Linked DNA regions of Homo sapiens: region 1 is linked to region 2. A link is a contact called in ENCODE Hi-C data. All regions are on one chromosome and are shown on one strand. The core of a region is the stretch at or near the end of the contact, and the rest is flanking DNA. Distances in the headings are between cores, read along the strand shown. Region 1 holds the start of ROCK1 (Rho associated coiled-coil containing protein kinase 1). Region 2 holds the start of GREB1L-DT (GREB1L divergent transcript).

Region 1 (2,700 bases), core at 58-2,557, 130 kb after region 2:
AAGAAAAGTCGCTGCAAAGGCATTTAATGAAATACCTGGTTTGTCTAGTTGTCTTTGTTATGATTTTTGTATAAACCAAGAACGTCCTATCTTGATATATATAGTGGATTTTATATCTAAATATTTCTTGTATTTAATAAATTGAAAATAGAAATAGACATTTTTTCAAACAGTGTAAGATTTTCCTAACCTCTGACTCACATCGTAAGGCTGGTGGACTGTTCAGATGCTGTACGATGCTTTTTACTCCGATGCTTTTTGGTTCATCTGTAGCATTTTCCATCATGGGGTAAAAGATCCACATTTTCTATTTCTAGTGATCCTTAATTTGGCTTCTGAGCAAAAATAAAGTTTGATGAGGAATAAATTAAGGTAGATTTCCTGCTGAAACCAGTGAAGAACATAACTTTATCAGCGGGGGTGAGTGACAAGTCTTTCACCTTTCCTCACACCACAGTCAACGAAGTAACGGAACTAGGAGAAATGCCCATTATTCTCATGTCCTACATTAGTTCTGATAAAAATCACAATTAAGTTTCACTGAATGTTTTGACATTGAAACGGCAGCATTACACGTCCAGGAGAGAACTACAGTAGGGGTGTTATGAGAACTAACACGAACGACTTAAAAATATTGATTTTTTTCTACGAGATTATTTTCCTTTAAAAAAATTAAATTGAGCTTGACTTCTATTGACTGTATCTTCCGGAGTCAGTATTTTATGGCTCCCCTGACACACACGCCTGGCGTGGGAGGGCTGAGCGCTGCAGCGCTTCGGAACTTTCCCAGTGAATCGTAAATGGGTTCAACGCCGGGGCTCGCGGAGGGCTGTCCATGGAGTACCACTGAAAACCAAACGCCACTGGTGCTCAATGCTGGTACCTGCCGACGAAAAGGCTTCTTGCCTAAAAAAGAACCTATTGCCCCACCCTAACAGCAACAAGGAGAACAAGCACTCTCTCCTCGTCAGAAGTCTCTGGACTGGCTGCAACCCAGAGGAAACAGAGCTGGGGCATCTGCCGGGACAGCGATCAGAAGCAGCCAGAGCTCCGCCTCCGTCCGGACCTCCAAGGCCGCTCCAGAGCCCTGCATGGCTCCTCAGAGCCGGCCAAGGCGAGAACCTTGCCGGCAGCTGCTTACCCGCACTCGGCTCCTCCCAGCGGTCCGCCTTCTCCACCGCCTGCCCGCAAGGCCCCGCCCACCTCACCGCCCCGCCCCACCCCACCCTGCGGAGGCGACAGAGTGCGCGCGCGCGCGCGGGGTCCCGGCTGGTTCCCCTTCCGAGCGTCCGCGCCCCGCATGCGCAGTCTGCCCCGGCGGTCTCCGTTTGTTTGAACAGGAAGGCGGACATATTAGTCCCTCTCAGCCCCCCTCGCCCCACCCCCCAGGCATTCGCCGCCGCGACTCGCCCTTTCCCCGGCTGGGACCGCAGCCCCTCCCAGAAGCTCCCCCATCAGCAGCCGCCGGGACCCAACTATCGTCTTCCTCTTCGCCCGCTCTCCAGCCTTTCCTCTGCTAAGTCTCCATCGGGCATCGACCTCGCCCTGCCCCACCGGACACCGTAGCAGCAGCCCCAGCAGCGACGGGACAAAATGGGAGAGTGAGGCTGTCCTGCGTGGACCAGCTCGTGGCCGAGACTGATCGGTGCGTCGGGCCGGGCCGAGTAGAGCCGGGGACGCGGGGCTAGACCGTCTACAGCGCCTCTGAGCGGAGCGGGCCCGGCCCGTGGCCCGAGCGGCGGCCGCAGCTGGCACAGCTCCTCACCCGCCCTTTGCTTTCGCCTTTCCTCTTCTCCCTCCCTTGTTGCCCGGAGGGAGTCTCCACCCTGCTTCTCTTTCTCTACCCGCTCCTGCCCATCTCGGGACGGGGACCCCTCCATGGCGACGGCGGCCGGGGCCCGCTAGACTGAAGCACCTCGCCGGAGCGACGAGGCTGGTGGCGACGGCGCTGTCGGCTGTCGTGAGGGGCTGCCGGGTGGGATGCGACTTTGGGCGTCCGAGCGGCTGTGGGTCGCTGTTGCCCCCGGCCCGGGGTCTGGAGAGCGGAGGTCCCCTCAGTGAGGGGAAGACGGGGGAACCGGGCGCACCTGGTGACCCTGAGGTTCCGGCTCCTCCGCCCCGCGGCTGCGAACCCACCGCGGAGGAAGTTGGTTGAAATTGCTTTCCGCTGCTGGTGCTGGTAAGAGGGCATTGTCACAGCAGCAGCAACATGTCGACTGGGGACAGTTTTGAGACTCGATTTGAAAAAATGGACAACCTGCTGCGGGATCCCAAATCGGAAGTGAATTCGGATTGTTTGCTGGTGAGTAGCGCTGTTCTCTTTTGCTTGTCTGGGGTTTTGCATGTCTTTCCTTCCTCTTGCATTAGTCTGGTTCGCTGCAAAAGTCTCAGGTGTGCATAATCGTCTTGGAAAATGCTAGATTTCTGTTTCCTGAAGAATCTTGGAGTACCATTAACATCTCATGGTGTGGTCCTATTTGCCATTTGACTGGCTCTGTACTAACTACTCTGAACTTTTAATTCTGACTCAGTTCATGAGTACCCGAAAGATACTTACAAACTGCTATTGCAGGCATCCTATAAAAAGTTATCACGTCAGAGTTACTGCAATGTATACAGTTTGTTGAATGGCGATCGTAGTAATTAATGTTAATCTTTCTGATCCGTTTGACAGTTAAATTGGAAAGACTACTTTGCATT
Region 2 (2,700 bases), core at 171-2,670:
TCTAAGATTTTTAGCCCTCTAACTGATCTTCAAGGTAATAATTGTCCACATTTGGCTAAATAATCTCATGTCATCATGAGTGGGTATCAAGTTAATGGTCATCACCACGAATATATAGTTCAGTCTTATATTCAATCCCTTTCATCATCTATAATGTAATTCCATTTTAATAGACTTACGGAAAGATATACAAAAAATATACAACAGTGGCTGCCTCTGAGAAGGATGAAGGCTTGTATGGAGGAGAGGAAAGAGGGCTTAATTTACACTGTATACTCTTCACTGTTGTTTGAAATGTTTACCCTACTTATATATTCATTCATTAAACATTTTCCTCTTGAAATACATACCTATATGCATGTAACTGTATTACTAAATATTTCAACAATTTAATTTTTTCTCTTTTAAATAATTTTTCAGTATCATTCACAAAACCTCCTAGAAAATTTCAGCAAAGAGAAGAAACAACACAGTCACAACACTCAAAGCAGAGTTCCAGGATTTAAAGTCTAAGAACATATATAGATGAATGAGAGGTTTTATTAAGGGGGACTGAGTTCAAAAACCTTTTGTGGGAAAGCTCTTCCCTGTATTTAAACGGCTAGGTTTAAAAATGTGATTTAAGCAGGGATTCCCGCCTCGAGGCGGGGGGAGGCGGAAAAAAACACCTTACGGTGTGAAAAGCAGAAATTAAAATGTGGTTTCTATCCTCTCAGCCGGGGCCAGAGGAGTGGGTGGGGAGGATAAGGACCTTGGAACCGTCACGTTCACCGGAGAAAGGGGCAAGACTGAGGAGTTTCTCCAGGACCCGCAGCCTCGGTTAGAGGCAGCGGCAGTTCCGGGCAAACGAGTCGCGTTCGGGGACGTTCCTTGGACTCATGTAACTGAGAAACCCCACGCACTGAATCTCCACATGGAGTTTCCTCTTAATGGAGCTGGGAAGAGGGACGGCGGGAATGGATTTCCTTTAACGAGTCTCCCTCACCCTCCCCGGCCAGGGCGCACCTCACTCGCTGTCTGCTTGTGTCAGGGTCAGCTGTCAACACAACTCTTTGTGTCTCATTCGGAATAAGAGTGGTCCTCAGCCATGCACAGAAAAATGGACATGCTGGCCGGAAGACACGCGCGCCCGCTCGTGACGAAGTGACATTTGGTGTTGAGGAAAAAAACCCACAGACGCCGAGCGAGCGCCCAGCCACCTCTGGACGTTCTCAACTTTCCCAGGCTGAACTCCATCCATCCTCTCCCCGCCACCTCCGCGGCGCCCTACCTGTCGCCCGCCCGCCTGCCCGGCACCCCCTCACTGCCCCTGGGCTCGGGGAGACGAACCAGGTGCCCCCTCGCCGCCTCCGCCGGGGGACCCCGCGCTACTCGGCGCGCCGCAGCTCCCTCGTCCCACCCCCGGGCCGTCTCGCTCCCGCCACAAAGGCAGCGAGTAGAGCCCGGTGACAGGCCTTCGGCCTCTGGGCGCGGACAGCACGGCCGGGTCCCTTCGGTGGGCGACGCGAGGCGGCAGGGAAGGCAGGCACGGCTCCCAGGTTGGCACTGGCGCTCCCTCGCCACCCGCACGCGCTCCGCTCACACCCCCGCTGAGCTTCCCATCCCTCCGGAAAAGTCCGCTGCGGCGCTTCCCCGCGCGGCCAGGGCGTCCAGCCCGCCAAAGGGCAGCTCCTGCCGGTCACAGGCGAGCTCCCGCGCCCGGTTCGCGACCTCTCACCTCCTGCCCGCGCCCCGGAGTCCCCGCGGCCGCTCACCTGGCCCTAGCGGGGCGCGAGGGCAGAGGACCAGGGGGTGGCCCTCGGCTCGGCCGGGCTGGTCTCCCCACCCCCAGTGCCGTTCCCTGCGCCGCGCTGCGCTCCGCTGCTCCGGCCGCCCGACTCCGAGGTGCTAGCGCCGCCGGCGGCTGGCGTCTCTCTGGCAGGCGCGCGGTCCGCGCGCTCAGTTCCCCGGGGCGGAGCGAGGCGGCGGCCGCCGCAGCCGGAGGCGGATTCCTCAGGTGCTGCCCCTCCCGCCCGCCCTGGCCTCCGCAGCGGGGACCCCCGCGCCCCCTCCCCCCGCCCCGCCTCGCGCCTTCCCGCTGCCTCGGCGTCCGCGAGTGGCTTTTGGGGGTCCCTCGCCCTCTGTGAGGGTGGTGGGCGCGCATTTCTCCCCTACCCCCCTCCAACGACGCCCCCCGCCCAGCCTGTGGAGCCCTCGATGCGCGGTCCTCACGCCTCCATTCCCAAACCCCGCCGCACAGACGAACGCGCAGCCCCGCGGGGGTGTACAGGGGGTCGTGCGGGGGGGGGGTCTTCTGTGAGGGAGGGCTGCACCCCAGTGTGCTGACGCGCGAAGCCAGGAGGAAAAATTATTTCCCCTGGAGCCCGCGTTCATTCAGCCTGCTCTCGCCTCTGCGCAATTGCTTTCTCTGTTCACTGGACGGCGGCTGAAGAGCCCCAAGCGTGAACTCGGCCTGGGCAGTGGTGGCTCGGAAACCCTTGGCCTTTTGCATGAAGGGGGTAGGGTGGGGGCAGGGCGCGGACAAAACCAAACAAACCCGGGAGCTCCGGGCCCAAGCCGACTTTTGCACCTCCCGGAGGAGCACGCCCTCCGGCCCCGGGCCCCGGCTCGTCGGTAGCCTCCCGGGACCACGGGGACGGCTCCACCCCAGGGCAGCCGCGTCCAGCTGGCCCTGGGCCTTGACGGGTGCTGCGGGGAAAA

The links. Hi-C counts contacts between places; a loop is a spot of excess contacts on that map. Pooled maps may share reads with other maps.
Region 1: a loop to region 2 is called in a map of ovary, with 16 times the contacts of the local background. The contact joins the promoter of ROCK1 here to the promoter of GREB1L-DT in region 2. A Hi-C loop is called at or near these places in 1 of 168 maps with a recorded cell type or tissue (ovary) and 3 of 50 pooled maps.

What each region holds. Positions count from the first base shown.
Region 1 is chr18:21,110,420-21,113,119 of GRCh38, reverse strand. ROCK1 (Rho associated coiled-coil containing protein kinase 1) reads left to right here and starts at 1,307. Exons shown (of 33, transcript NM_005406.3): 1 at 1,307-2,302. The coding sequence starts at 2,210. RefSeq lists enhancers at 709-768, 799-1,018, 1,118-1,412, 1,066-1,654 and a silencer at 1,059-1,448.
Region 2 is chr18:21,241,448-21,244,147 of GRCh38, reverse strand. GREB1L-DT (GREB1L divergent transcript) reads left to right here and starts at 1,420. Exons shown (of 3, transcript NR_183513.1): 1 at 1,420-1,538. It overlaps GREB1L (GREB1 like retinoic acid receptor coactivator), which reads right to left and starts at 1,916. Exons shown (of 33, transcript NM_001142966.3): 1 at 1,755-1,916.